Regions from separate parts of the Homo sapiens genome. Here region 2 is linked to region 1. Evidence: chromatin loops called from intact Hi-C (ENCODE). Cell type or tissue: ascending aorta. All regions are shown on one strand.

Region 1 (8,000 bases):
GATCGCGCCACTGCGCTCCAGCCTGGGCAACAGAGTGAGACTCCGTCTAAAAAAGAAAGAAAGAAAGAAAGAAAGAAAGAAAGAAAGAAAGAAAGAAAGAAAGAAAGAAAGAAAGAAAGAAAAGAAAAGAAATAACACTACATAAATCATATGGGCTGAAATTTAATTTTTATATTACAATCGAGAAAATCAAGCCTGTGAAGATGGCCCTAAGGTCAGCTGAAGGAAACGGGAATTGATTTCTTCATGAAGTCATGGTGTGACAAACCCCTGGCCAGATGTGACCTGGCAAATGTCCACATCTGCATCAGAGAACCCACACTGTCATCCTTTCATACTTAGAAAACAGTTTAATAACGTGGCAGGGAGTGATTACATTAACCATGGAACAGCTGCCTATCTGATGAATTGGAATGGGCAGCAGTATATGCAAGTTACATTTCAGAGTCAATGAGTTTTGATAATTGAGTTTATCCCTAGCAATGAGTACAGTTCTAGGAAGTCTAGATAAAAGCGTTATGGGTTCTGTTGGCTTAAGTGTTTCCTGAGCAAGGACCATTAGCTTTGTGTGACTTTTTTGGACTTTTTGTTGTCATTACATCTGGGATAGAACTTCAGTGTTCTCCAGCCTCGTTGCTACCCCCACAGAGCCCCTTTTTATTGTTTTTGTTTTTTGTTGTTGTTATTTTGAGACAGGGTCTCACTCTGTCCCCCAGGCTGGAGTGCAGTGGTGTGATCTCAGCTCACTTCAGCCTCCACCTCTGGATTCCAGTGTTTCCCCTGCCTCAGCCTCCCGAGCAGCTGGGACTACAGACGCACACCACCACACCCAGCTAATTTTTGTATTTTTGGTATAGATGGGGTTTCTTCATGTTGTCCAGGTTGTTCTCGAACTCCAGGCCTCGGGTTATCCTCCCACCTCGGCCTCCCAAATGTTGGGATTACAGGCGTGAACCACCTTGCCCAGCCCTAATCTCTTCTTATGAAGACAGCAGTCATGTGGGATTACAGCCCACCCTAATGACCTCCTTTTAACTTAATTACCTCTTGAAAGACCCTATCTCCAAATAGAGTCACAATCTGAGGTACTAGGGGTTACAATTCATATGAATTCATATGAATTTGGGGAACCATAGCATCAAGATTTACGTTTACCTTATATATTCATGTTAAAATATATACTACATATGTTAATATAATATACTTATGTTATAATTTATAATATATATTTATGCTATACAATATAACTATTATATATATATTTAAAAATCATCTGTCAATCGTGCAAAATAAATTTGATAGGCCCCAGGCATAGTGTGGAAGTGGAAGGAGTGAAAACAAGGTGAATCTGGAAGATGCAGCACATAGCACTGTAAAATAGCACAGGTGCAATAAGCGGAGAGCAATAAAAGGTGGTAGTAATTAAATGCTGGCCAGGATGGTGCAATCCCTAACTACCACAGGAGCTCGGGGAAGGGAGAGAAATCGGCGGTGGGCAGAAAGTGTGGAAGAGGCTTGTAGAGGGGTTGGACCTCAAAGCATGGGGCGGTTGTAGGTAGGAGAATTAAGGGGGAGCTACCTTAATAAAGAGGTGCAGGCAGAACCATGAGGATTGGCTTCATAGCTGGAGCTCCAGTTTGCAAAGCTCTCTATTTAAGGTCTGGACAGGACTGCATTGCTGGGGTCTTCTCAGCCAAACTCATTAGCTTAGGAAGCCGCTGCTCAGGGCACAGTATTTAAATATGTAGGACTCTGCCCTTGCGTCTTAATTGATCCTGAAGCAATGCCCAGACATAACGCTGAGAACCCCAGTCAGCAGGAAGAGCACTTCCTTCATTCAGTAACTTGGTATTTTGCATCGGCATCCTATTGGAACCCACCAGGCAACCTCTTACTGCCTCCGAAGCCCTCTGAGGAACTTACAAACGCCAGGCCCCGACGGGGGAGAAAGGTGGGGCACCGCAGTGGGAGCAGTCACAGGAACCTGACACCCACTGTCGGGCACATGGCTGTGCGTGTTTCAATGGGACTGATTTTTTTTTTTTTTTACTTATTTTTAGACAACCTCAAATAACAATCTAGAAAAGCCAGACTCCAGAGAACAATGAGAAAATGTAGAGAAGCCAAATATAAAAATACCGGCACATGCAAAAAATAAAACAAAATAAAAAAATCAATTCACTTCCACAGATTACAAGTGGAAATTCCCAGAGGGACGAGTAGATTTTGGAAGAGAAAAAGAGATTATATTTTATGGGAAGAGATACAATAACCATTCTCTTCCCATAAAACAAGTGATGGAAGATTGTCTCTGCTTCATAGATATACACTGCACATTTTCAGGATGATACTAACAGGAAATCAATAGGATCTTTTATATGTGAAAAGACATTATCTCTCCGGATTCCCAGCACGGCTAATCGGGCTACAGAAGATCTTCACGAAAACTTACCACTGGCCATTAATCTTGGTCCTGCGACAGTAAGTAGCCTGCAAATCCAGATCTTTGTTTATTTTTAAATTATACTTATTATTTATTTATTTTTTTATGGGGGAGATAGTCGCGTTCAAAGCATCACCCTCCATTAGAGCCACAGAGCCTCCAGATGACAAGTGTCTCCACAGCAGACCAGATGCTCCCGGAGAGCCCCTCCTGCCCACGTCCACGCTGGGTGATGGCCATGTCATTAGCCACCAGAAGCTTTATCTGGGTATAATTTGATAGCTATGACAGGCTCAGCGGGATTTATGGGATCTCCTGGTTTTTGCCTTTATTGATCTGAAATAGAACCAAAGTTAATATCAGCAAAAAACACTTTGTGCTGGGGTCATTTACCCATGAAAGGCTTTGGTGACTGGTGGCTTTGAACATTTATTATACAAGTGTTCTTGGCCAGCTCTAGGTCATGAGCCTCATGATGGCCGACAGACTACACATTCTGGCCTCTCCTGCCACGGGAGTATCTAACCACTGTCCTGGTAAGACCCTTTCTTTTTCCAAGACACCTTAATCATCACAGGGTATAGAGCCCGTTAGTATCAAGTTTGGATTTAGCACTGGCTCTGCCCTGGCATTAGTTTGCTCCAGCTGCCCTAACCAAGTACCAAAGTCTGTGTGGCTTAAAACAACAGAAATCTCAGTGGGGCACATTGGTTCATGCCTGTAATCCCAGCACTTTGGGAGGCCAAGGCGGGAGGATCACTTGAGGCTAGGAGTTTGAGTCCGGGCAACATAGTGAAACCCCCATCTCCAAGAAAAATACAAAAAAAAATACACACGAAAAAAATTACAGGCATAGCATATGTGCCTGTAGTCCCTGCTACTTGGGAGGCTGAGGTGGGAGCATTGCTTGAGCCCAGGAGGTCAAGGCTGCAATGAGCCAGGATCATGCCACTCTACTCCAGCCTGGGTGACAGAGACTGATATATACATATATATATATATATGATATATATGTGTATATATATACACGTATATATGTGTGTATATATATACACGTATATATGTGTGTATATATATACGTATATACGTATATATACACGTATATATGTGTGTATATATATACATATATATGTATATATACACGTATATATGTGTGTATATATACGTATATATGTATATATACACAGACATATATATACATCTCATATATATACACACACACATATATATATATATATGACAGAACATATATATATTCTCTCGTGGTTCTGGAGGCTTGAAATCTAAACCCAGGCATCCCCAAGGCCATGCTTTCCCTGGTGGCTGTAAGGGAGGATCCTTCCTTGTCTTTGCAGCTTGCAGAGGTTGCCTCGACATCCCTCGACTTGCAGACGCATCATCACGCCCAAAAGGTGGCCGTCTCCTCCCTGTGTCTTCATATCATCTTCCCTCTGTGTGCACCTGTGTCCGAATTTCCCCTCTTTAAAAGGACACCAAGGCCGGGCACGGTGGCTCACGCCTGTAATCCCAGCACTTTAGGAGGCCAAGGCGGGAGCATCATGAGGTCAAGAGATCAAGACCATCCTGGCCAACATGGTGAAACCCCATCTCTACTAAAAATACAAAAATTAGCTGGGCGTGTTGACGGGTGCCTGTAGTCCCAGCTACTTGGGAGGCTGAGGCAGGAAAAACGCTTGAACCCGGGAGGCAGAGGTTGCAGTGAGCCGAGATCACGCCACTGCACTCCAGCCTGGCCACAGAGCGAGACTCTATCTCAAAAGAAAAAAAAAAGACACCAGTCGTATTGGATTAGGACCCACCCTAATGATTTCTTTTTTTTTTTTTTTTTTTTTTTGAGACAACATTTCATTCTTGTGGCCCAGGCCGGAGTGCAGTGGTGCGATCTTGGCTCACTGCAACCTCTACCTCCCAGGTTTAAGTGATTCTCCTGCCTCAGCCTCCTGAGTAGCTGGGACTACAGGCATGAGCCACCGTGCCCAACCTAATGATTTCAATTAAATTATTTCAAAGGCCCTATCTCCAAATACAGGCACATTCTGAGGTCCTGGGCATAGGACTTGCCTTCAACATAAGAACTGGGGGACCCAATTCAACCCATAACAGCCCTCAAAAGACTTCCCTCATATTAAATGCAGACCAGATCATTCCTAATATGATCAGTGTAGATCGGGGTTCTCAGCCTCGGCACAGTTGACATCTGTCCAGGCAATTTTTTGTTATGGGAAGCTTTCCAGAGCATGACATAGGGTATTTATTAATAGCAGGATCTCAGGCCTCTACCCGCTAGATGCCAGTAGCACCTCTCCCCTCCCTTGTAAGAACCAAAAATGTCCCCATTTATTCATTTATTGCCAAATGTCCCCTGCAAGGGGAAGAGCGCCCCCAGTGGAGAGCCACTGAATTAAGTGAAATGTAGGCCGACCTTAGAGAAGCATTGCAAGGGGACTGAACACAGATGAAGAGGTTAGAGCGCTCACACATCAGGCAGAGAATCTTCCCTAAAAGCGGCGGATTCTGTGAACCCCCTAAATGTCCAGATTCCTTCATGAATTTCAAGAGTGGTTATTGTGTGCCAAGTATATATCAGGCGCTGATCTGGGCACTGGAGGAAAAAAGAGAACAAGACATTTTATTTTTATTTATTTATTTATTTTGTTGTTGTTTTTTGAGATGGAGTCTCACTCTGTCACCCAGGCTGCAGTGTAGTGGCGTGATCTCGGCTCACTGCAAGCTCTGCCTCCCAGGTTCAAGCGATTCTCCTGCTTCAGCCTCCTGAGTAGCTGGGATTATAGCTGGGATTACAGGCGTCCGCCACCACGCCTGGCTAATTTCGTATTTTTAGTAGAGACGGGGTTTCGCCATGTTGACCAGGCTGGTCTTGAACTCCTGACCTCAGGTGCTCCACCTGCCTCGGCCTCCCAAAGTGCTAGAATTACACGTGTGAGCCACCATGCCTGGCCAAGAACAAGACATTTTAAAACCCCTGCCTTAAATATCATACATTTGAGTGGAGAAGACTGAAAATAAATAAGATAAATAAAATATGTAGAATGCTGGATCATCATATGTGTGAATGTGAAAAAAAAAAAAAACAAGGGAAGCAAGGAGGACAAGAAGTGCTGGGAGGATGAAAAAAAAGTGCTTTTTTTGTGTGTGTTAGATGGAGTCTCGCTCTGTCGCCCAGGCTGGAGTGCAGTGGCATGATCTCGGCTCACTGAAACCTCTGCCTCCCAGGTTCAATCGATTCTGCTGCCTCAGCCTCCCAAGTAGCTGTGATTACAGGCACGCACCACCACACTCAGCTAATTTTTGTATTTTTAGGAGAGATGGGGTTTCGCCATGTTGGCCAGGCTGGTCTCAAACTCCTGAGCTCAAGCAATCTGCCTGCCTTGGCCTCCCAAGGTGCTGAGATTACAGGCATGAGCCACCACGCCCAGCCTGGGATGCTGAGATTTTCCAGGGTGGCCCGGGCAGGGCTCACTGAGATGTGGGGACAGGCTGAGAATGGGGGAGTGGGCATCGAATCATGCAGATTCAGGAAGAGCATTGTAGCTGGAGGGAATAGCCAGGGCAAAGGCCCTGAGGCAGGAGTATCCCTGGGGAGTCTGAGGAACAGGAGGAGGCCTGTGGGGCTGGGGCAGCGTGGACAACAGGGAGAGGGTGGCAGATAGAGTCAGTGAGGGAGGGGCGGGAGACAGATGACGGAGAGCTTTCGGGTCATGGCAGAGACAGGCTGGCACCCTGAGAGTTATGAGGAGCCAGTGGAGCTCCTATGTGTGTGTGGCGGGGGGTGCGGGAGGTGGGGGGTAAATCATCCAACATTTAGCAGGATTCCTCTAACAAGGGGCTGAAGAAGTGCCAGGGCAGAAGTCCAGCTATGTGACTATTACTACATCCAAGAGAGAAACAGGGATCCACAGACTAGCGCGGTGGGTGGCGTGAAGTGCGGGGAGATCCTAGATGGATGTGTTTGACGGCAGTGCCAACGAGATTCGCTGATGTGCCAGACATGGGCTCTGAGAGAGCGGGGAGGTCTTCGGCTTCAGCAAACGGAAGACAGAGCCGCGATTAATTGAGACGAGGAGTCAGCAGAAGCAGCTGGTTTGGAGGGAATATCAGAACGTTTGCTATTTGTTTTCATTGGGGTGCAACAGACATAACATAAAATGTGCTCTTTTAGCCACTGTGAAGGGCACAGTTCTGTGGCCATTACTACCTTCACACTGTTGTGCAGCCATTGCCACCACCCATCTCCAGAACCAGGGCAGGAAGCCCGGGCACTTCGACACTGAGTTCCATAGTGGAGCCGGGTACAAGTTGGCCTAAAGATAGGGTTATAGCCAGCTGGGCGTGATGGCTCACGCCTGTAATCCCAGCACTTTGAGGGGCCGAGGCGGGTAGATCACCTGAGGTCAGGAGTTCGAGACCAGCCTGGCTAACATGGTGAAACCCCCATCTCTACAAAAATACAAATATTAGCCAGGCCTGGTGGCGGGCGCCTGTAGTCCCAGCTACTTGAGAGGCTGAGGCGGGAGAATCAGTTCAACCCAGGAGACAGAGGTTGCAGTGAGCCAAGATCACACCACTGTGCTCCAGCCTGCGTGACAGAGCGAGACTCCATCTAAAAAAATAAAATAAAGATAGGGTTGTCAGATGTCCCTCTTCTCCAGGGACAGACCAGATTCTAGCCATTGCCCTATAATTAATAGCGGCTCTTCTCACTCTGGAAAGTGTTCTAGTCTGGGTGATAACATGGCCACCCCTCTTACTCTGAAGTAAGAACTCCCAGGCAGCATCTCTTGTAAAGTAAAGATGCAGAGCTTCAGGGACTCAGAACCTCCACCTGCGCTCCTCCACTACAGGCACATCTCAGTTACTTGGACCCAGTTCAAGGATGGGTGAAGGCCTGTTTTTGCCAATGACTAAACAACCTTGGAGAAGTCTGTGCACATCGGTCGCTATGTCCTTGGTTCTGGCAGGAAGCAAATGTAAACTCCCAGTCGTGAGGGCAACCACATAGCCTTGGGTCTCCTTTCCTCCTCGACTCACTGGTTCTGACGCACTAAACAAATGATAAGCCTAGATTGCTAGTCTTTGGCTGTGATATCTCCTGCTAGAACTTCCATCTCTCCCACAGCCTACCCTGTGGGACCATCTGCTTCTTTACAGCAAATCTCACCTCACCTGTTGACATTTACATGCACATGCCAAAACTAAGAGAAAGCCTGAAGAATGTGGGACATGAGGAGCTGGGATGTTCCTGGGTCGCTCCACGCTTCATGAGTCAGGCAGGCTGGAATGTGGTTGAAAATCAGGGAGTTATGGATACACATTCCAAAGTCCCCGGTGACATGTTCAGAATGAACGGAACTCCATGACAGGCAAAAACAACAGCCCTTGTTTAATTCTGAAGTTTACATGCACATTGGCACTGTTCTATCCTAACCTTTTGTTTCCATGGAAACCATTTATGATACCACAAAAAGAGGATTCTGACCAAAGTAAGGAAGGAATAGCAGCAATGGAAACTTGCTTT
Region 2 (8,000 bases), 160 kb before region 1:
TTATTCCATGCTATTTTTACTGGGTTCACAGAAATAGAGGGTGGCATCATCCTTAAAACAAACTTCCCAGCAACTTCGCTTTCACAGTGAATGGCTGGTTCTTAAAATTGAACCTAAAATGCAAAACCTACTCCAAATGCCTATTTCAGTTCCGGGTAGATGGGTGGGTACTGAAAAAATAAGTTCATTCATATGTCACACCAACCTTCAAATAAACAATTGCCCCAGTTCTCCGTTCACTTAATTGTGCTTGCCACAAGGCACCTGAAAGCATCAATCTTCATTTTCAGCATTTAAATCCCACAGCCTGTTTTAATCTTTCAGTGTGAATCTATCTGGTGGGTAAAGAAAAGAGAGAGGAGAAAGGAAAGGAAAGAAGTGCCCATCTACAGCTGAAAGACACTAATCATTGGAGTAAATATTTGGATGCCTGGGTCACCTGTGTGAGGAGTGGGCTTGATATTTTTGGTCATTTATGTTAATTATACAACCAAAATCTTAATCTCTTTTCCAGTCAGGGTCAGTAAGATACAAATTAGCACAAACCCCCTTCCCTCGCAGCCTGACAAACGGAATACAGAACGGTACAAAAGCAAGGATTATGGGTCTCTTAAGTGATCCACAGCTAAACCCACCAGCCAACAGAGCCAAGAACCACACCTAGTCTCTCTCTTCCAAGATCATGCAGAAGCCCGATGGAACATAAGCCTATGAAAACGCACAACCCCCTCAGTGCGCATGTGAAGCTACAATCTCCATTTAGAATTCTGCAAACCTAATCAACAGGGATGATCTCAGATCAGTGGTTACCCACCCTCTTATTCCAGCCAGACTGTCTCATCTGTTTCCTAACTTCCTAAAAGCATCACAACTGAAGAGGGCAACCAAACAACAACAAATATTTTTCTCAAGTGACATCTGAAACTGCTGCAAGGGAGCAGCTCGCCCACCCACGCCAAAGAGGCTCCTAGGAAAGCCAGCAGGAACTGGCTTTGGGTGCTGCTCCAGAACTCATAGGTGCCAGGCTAGAACAGACAAACAGCTTTTTTTTTCTTCTTTTCTTTTTTTCCTCGAGATGGAGTCTTGCTCTGTCGCCCAGGCTGGAGTGCAATGACGCGATCTCGGCTGACTGCAACCTCCACCTCCTGCCTCAGCCTCCTGAGTAGCTGGGATTACAGGCACGCCACCATGCCCGGCTAATTTTTTGCATTTTTAGTAGAGATGAGGGCTTCACCATGTTGGCCAGGCTGGTCTCGAACTCCTGACCTCGTGATCCGCCCGCCTCGGCCTCCCAAAAGTGCTGGGATTACAGGCGTGAGCCACCGCGCCCGGCCACAGCTCTTTTTTTTTTTAACAGTTCTTTAATGAGGCTGTTTCTTTATTTCTGAAGATAAAAAACTTCAAAACATGAAAACCTATCTACTCATACATTTTACTTTGTAGTACAGATTCACCTCTATTGTTGATTTAAAACAAAACACCCACCAAAGTGGTCACTGAGATCTCATAGTCTAGAACTAGCTGCCACTACAGCCACCAGCACATGAGCTCCTCTGAACCCACATTTTTCAGAAAAGTTACCTGAGATGCTGTTAGAAACGGAGACCTAGTTGAAAATGAAACCAACCAACCGAGGCAAAAGAGGACAAAATTTGATTTTTATACCACAGAAACAGGTATAGAATTTATATAAAAGCATCTACCCCCACCACATTTGCAAAAAAAAAAAAAAAAAGAAAAGAAAAAAATTTGCTTGGAAGACTCATTTCTGTTTTCAGATTGGATCCCAAGGTTTCAATAAGACATTCTGCTAGTTTCTCAAGAACCTGGCCCATTTATCACTTTTTCAAACTACATCATCTTCTCATTCAAGTATCTCAGTGACTCTTGTAAAAAATATGTCACACGTCTCTACTGTCAAGGTTTATCTCTAGCACAATATGTAACCCACAGATCGCAAACAAGATGTAGCCTCTCAGAGGGGGCCGCAGTTATCCCAGAGCCTGCTGATGGTGCTGGTAGTGTCAATGTCAGGAAGAGGATGAGATGAACTCACAACCCGCCCAATCTGGGATTTCTGAAGGCACAGTATGGCGAAGTTTGGTTAATTCAAGCCCAACAATGCTGATCTCACAAAATTTAGTAAAGATCTGGGCTGAAACAAAATGTGAAAATTGTCTACTAGACTTTAAAGAATGATTATGTATATGAATGCATAAATAAGGTTGCTGAAGTAGAGGTTAGCCATTTTAAGAGGGGAACCACAGCAGTTTCAAAGCCTCCTGATGGCAGAAGTGGGTGGGCTGGTGCTCAGGATGTGTCTGTACAATGACTCACGTGGACCTGGGCTCTAACTCTGGCTGTGCAGTCTCACCAGGCCACTCCTTGGCCTCCCTTACAACATTCAGGTTCATGAAAAGGGAGGGACGAAGCTCTCCTTGCTGGTCTTTCAGGGTTGCTAAGAAACCAAATGAGATGTTGTCTGTGGCATCACTTTCTTAAACTGCAGAAGTACATAAAATCTGAGCTGCTACTATTTTTTTCATATACTAATGCTAATCATAGATTATTTATGTATTAAAATTGGCTGGTGGACTTTCTATTGGGAAGTCCAATAAGCTTCTTTCCTTATTTCTGAAGATAAAAAACTTTTTGTTTTGTTTTTTGAAGATGCAGGTGCTACTACCTTGACTTAAATTGTAATTGCTTGAGAAGTAGCTATGAGATGGCAAAAACGCCTAGTTGAAATACTGATGAAAACTGACTACCCCATGTTTCCTTAGGCTGCACAACTCATTAGCTGTACAAGCAGGGAAAATATTTAGGTGTTAAGATCCCGGAAGATCACAGAAGGCTATTCTAATGTCAAATGACCACAGACACAGGGCAAGCTAAAACCAGAAGGATGGTTTGGAAGCAAATGCCAACACATCTACAATGGAATTCAGGGACTGAGCGCAAACATTTCTGTCTTAGCAAAGTGGTAAATAGGCATTTAAGCCAAATTTGATCCAAGTTCACAGAGATTATATATATGAAAACTCATCAGGGAAACTCAACAGTATAAAAGTGGGGATTGCACAAGAAACCAGGTAAGGGATCTATGGGCACTCCAAACTATCTTAGCAACTTCATTATAAATATGGGATTATTGTCAAATGAAGTTCCTTTTTAATGACCTTCTAATCAAGGTGGGGAGGCTTGCCTTTGAGGAAGGAAAGAGAAATGTCTTTAGCAGCAGTCTGCATAGGTCAATGTGTCAGGACTCTCAGACACATCATCTCACATCATCCTCACAACTCTCTCTTGACACAGGTTCAAAAGACAGCTTAGAATCTGTGACTATTTCACAGCTAAAGAAACTCATGAAAGAGTGACTTTCTTGAGGTCCCACAACTTTTCAGAGTGATGACAGGATTCAGTTTTTGGTCTGCCTAAAGAGTACAGAATCTGGCCAAGCAGGCTGGGCAGGGTGGCTCATCACCTATAATCCTAGCATTTGGGGAGGAAAGCAGGAAAACTGCTTGAGGCCAAGAGTTCCAAGACCAGCCTGGGCAAAATAGCAAGACCTCGACTCCACAGAAAAATTAAGAAATCAGCTGGGCATGGTGGCCCCCACCTGTGGTCCTAGCTACTCAGGAAGCTAAGGCAGGAGGATCACTTGAGCTCAGGAGGTCAAGGCTGCAATAAGCTGTGATCATACCACTGCACTCCCTCCAGCCTGGGCAATAGAGTGAGACTTCACCTCAACAAAAAAAAAAAAAGAAAACTGTCCAAGAGCCTAAGTGGGCAAGGTGGGCTGCCCTCCAGGGAAGACCAAAATGGGAAACAAAGGCCTATCAAAGACTAACCCACTGAAGGCCCACCCCAAGCTGTGCCAGTCAGTCACTCAAAGGCCATCAGGGAGCCTTCCTTCCTTAACCCAGGAAGTGACATGGTCTGCTCTTCAAAAGGAGCTAAGAGATGCATCCAAAAATGGATGTCCTGGTTCCTCATGGGAAATCTCAACATTGGTAATCCCTTCTTATATCAAGTCCACCTGGAAATTCCCTCACAACCTAAGCTGCTGAAGACTTGCTATAAAGCTGGTACTGAGTCAATGCCAGGGCCATGGCTTAATGGAGTAGGAAACTGACGAGCACTGAACACATGAAAAAATATGAAATTACAGGGCCAGTCATAAACTGGCTTCTCTTCAGCAGAGCCTCCGGAAGGCTCCTGGGTCAGAGTCCCTCTCTGCCTGACGTCCTCTGTGTGCCACCAGAGGGCACTAACTCATGGAACTGCTCTTTAAAATCAGGTCACACACAAACTGCAGGAATGTTGAATGAAAACTAGCCTTCAAATCAATGAAGTGCTAACTATGTAATTTTGACAGTGGCTTTAAGCATTTGCTGGTCAAAATTTTCAATTTAATTCTACAAAACTTAAAGGTACACACATGCAGCAGCAGAAAATACTAAAAACAGTAAGCTGATCAAACCTTCAGATTTATGAAAATAACATATAAAACAAATAAAATAAAACTAAGAGTGATGCATGTGCTCCTGCATCTCTGGTCACAGGGGTTGTCGTATGGATAACCCATCCCAGCATCTTCTACACACACACAATATAAGAGCGCCAAGAAAAACATGCTGATTTCTCCTTTGCTTTAAAAAGCCACTCTTCATTGAATTACAAGTGGACATTAACCATAATAAAACTACAGTACCATTTATTAAGCATGATTAAAACATGATTTAATCTTCTGTGCTAGAATCCTCGTAAGACAAGCAGCAGACACTGACGAGTGCGCACTGCGGCCTAGCTTGCTGTTCTAAGCACATCCCACTTACTTTACTCCCCACATCCCTCTGAGCAGCGATACAATTCCATTTCAGTAAAAAGTTAGTTCGACCTTGCATTTCTTGAATGCAATCAAGAATTTTTCTTTACATCTGTATCCTCTGCTTATGATTTATTTGCCATGAAACTATAAATACAGATTTGTGAGTTCTGCCTCATTAACTGCTTTCTACATTTATTTCTTCACCTCAGAAAATTCATACTTGTTATACTTTCATAAGAGTGTAAGATTATATAATCAAAATAATTCAGCAATCAGTTGAATAAAAAATGCATCATGACCAAAGGTTTTTTCGTTTTATTTTGCTTTGTGGTATGTAAAAAATTTAGCCTTTGCTTTTATTTAAAAGGAACTGAAACAGCTTTAATGGTTTGATCAGAAATATTGGTTACTTCTCTATGCAAAATAAAACTCAAGTTCAATTGGACATTGGTTTTCCTGATTTTAGTTGATTTCCCTCAGTGTGTAATAAATAACTGAAGTTTACACTGAAATGAACAAAATCTGACAAATAAGCTATACCTAAAAAGAAGTTTCAGTTCTTTAAACAATTCGTTACAAGTTAGTGCTACAAATAAACTCACCTTGAGGTAACAGCCTACATCACAGGATACTGTCTCCTTGGTTTTGTTTCTGTTCTTTGCTTAAAAAAAAAAAAGAAAGAAAAAAAGAAAAACTTCCTCAAAGGTTTTTAAGAACAATATTGGTATTCTGGCCTATGCCAACACACAACGAATAAAGACGGGGTAACCATGGCATCTGTGGAGGTATCTGGAACAAAAGTACTTCTGTTAGTATTATCTAAGTAATCGCCTCCAAGTTTCCTCTATATCTTTGTTAATGCCTACTTGATCTAGAAAATATTTTGATTTATCTTGTTTACTCGATGCCAAAATTTACCTTAAATAACTGAGAACCACTAAGTATTTGCCTGTTTCCTGCCTCCCTTTTATTTCTCCATGTTTCTTTCTAGACTCTCACTAGATGTCGATATTACAGTATTCCAGAGACATGACTCATGTTTCTATGCATCTCTGTCTTCTACTTCTTCAGGAGGCACCGATACCATCACATATAGTAAGTCTGTAATTCATAATTCCAAAGTCCTGATATGCTCCAGCTTCTCACAGCACCCTGAACTAGGCTTCCAGTTACTTCAATCACAACAAAAGCTTTATGCTTCTTTCCAAACTTTCACTGCTTTATCATTGGAAAAGGTATTTATAAATGGCAAGTTAAAGGAAAAACATTCAGAAAGGATGCGACGCAAGTGACCCACACATTCGTTCAACAGCGTTTATTTAGACTCTGCACTGTGTCAGCACTGTCCTATGCACTGAAGATACAAGGGGACAAGACAAAGGCCCTGCTCTCATGGAGCTTCCATTCTGATGAGACAGGTGGTAACTGACTGGAAAACATACCACCGCTGGGGCAGGTGCTAGGAAGAAAAAGGCAGCTTGCTGAGGGGACAGAGTGGCATCATGGATGGTCACGGAGGCCTCTGGACCAGGAGGCGTGTGCACAGAGCCCTGCTCTCCAGAGCTCAGTCAGGCTGCGGAGCTCCTTCGTAATAACTCCGGATGAGGCAAGAGTAGGTCACTTTATTCTATTTCATTTTTAGTAACATTCGGTTCAAATTAATTTGGGGTTTTGAGAACAGTTAATTCACTAATAGAACTGTCTTAAAGCCAGACATGGGGCTGGCAGGATGGGAAAGCTCTCCCTACGAATTCTGCCAGCTTTCATTCCAATGTGTCAGCCCTCATGGCTCCAGCTCTGTGGATCCCTCTTCTTTGCTGCGCCCATGAACAAGTGTGTGGTGAGAGCCTGAAATAAATAGGTGTAAAATGGGTCAAAACCGTCGCTTCTATTTCTGTTTTTAACTGAAGAAAAATTTGCCCCATTTCCAGAGGCAGAGAGAGGAGGAGACATCTGGGTAAAGGCAAACTAAAGTATATATTAAACACACACATACGTATACAGATGAACAGGTATGTATCTACCCCCACCCACATACTATACACATGTACATACAACCATATATGTCTGACTTCTTCGCCTATGATAATCCAAAACTGGGTCTCATACAATGGTCTTTTTGCAATCGTTACAGCATGACTTTTATTGGGTTGTAGGTTTTATCTTTAAGAGGCCACAAAACTTTTTTAAAAGATCAAATAAAAAATTAAAGGTTCAAAGAAGATCAAGGCTCAGATTCAATTAACACTAATTTTGGAAGAATTTTTTTACTTACTATGCATATTCAGCAAACTACTTAAGTTTTGGGTTTTCTTCTAACATAGCAACCCAGGGGAGTCATTATGTACAATCAACTCCCTAATTCAGATTAACATATCTAAGTACATATTGATACAACAGAACACAATGCTTGCAGAGGCTCCCTGCTAGAGACTCTCTGCTTAAGCACAGGACTAAGAAGGTGGACTTCTTAAATTCCATTTCCAGCACTTCCCATTGTTACTTCCTGGGCCAGTTTCATAGATTAGAAGAATATAATACTTCAAAGGGATACTCTGGTTTCCATGAACAAAACGACTAGCATCTCCCAATTAATGTAACATCCTAACAAGTGAAAGATGACTTCTAAAATGACCAAAATGACCAAAAATGCACAGTGAAGCTGAAGGCAAGCCCCAGATCTGTTCTTTCATTTCTCTCCCTCACTATTTTGGGGGAAGGGTCAAAAAGGGAGTGGCTGTAGATAAAACACTCCACACTGTGCTCATGAGTTTTCATGGGATGAGCTGGAAGCATGTGGTAGGGTGTGGAGGGTTCTGTCTCATTTGCTTCCCAAATTTGGGACTGATTTCCAAACAAACCTCAAATCAACTGAATATCAGCACAGCTGTTTAATTCCAGTGGACAAAATGTGAGTAAAACATCGCCTTCAGGCCTGTGCCCAATGCGCAGAGGCCAGTGACTTTCACAAGTCACAAGTACCTAGAACAGGTACTGAAAAGAGCATGCTGCGAGAAGAGCTGTGGGCTTCTTACAAGGAAAGCACGAGTGACATTTATGGCCTATTTCCCTAGTAGTTATTCAACTAAATAATTAGTTACTTAAGATATCAGCACAACAAATTGAAGATTTCAAGGCAATCAAATGTCAATTACATTTTTTTTAACAT

Evidence for each region. Peaks named below come from ENCODE experiments on the same cell type or tissue, not always from the same donor. Only the 100,000 strongest peaks of a DNase experiment are listed, where the experiment ranks them.
Region 2: a loop joins it to region 1, with 3 times the contacts of the local background. A loop is called at or near these places in 86 of 110 quality-filtered maps.

What each region holds. Positions count from the first base shown.
Region 1 is chr1:6,724,499-6,732,498 of GRCh38, reverse strand. It overlaps LINC01672 (long intergenic non-protein coding RNA 1672), which reads right to left and starts at 7,754. Exons shown (of 2, transcript NR_104620.1): 1 at 7,649-7,754; 2 at 2,487-2,779. In ascending aorta, a CTCF peak has its summit at 4,849; a DNase peak (open chromatin) is centred at 4,838; H3K27ac peaks cover 381 bases.
Region 2 is chr1:6,886,333-6,894,332 of GRCh38, reverse strand. All of the region lies in intron 3 of CAMTA1 (calmodulin binding transcription activator 1), which reads right to left. Among named protein-coding and RNA genes, the nearest start is that of CAMTA1, 100 kb to the right of the region's middle. In ascending aorta, a CTCF peak has its summit at 4,252 (motif pointing right); a DNase peak (open chromatin) is centred at 4,232.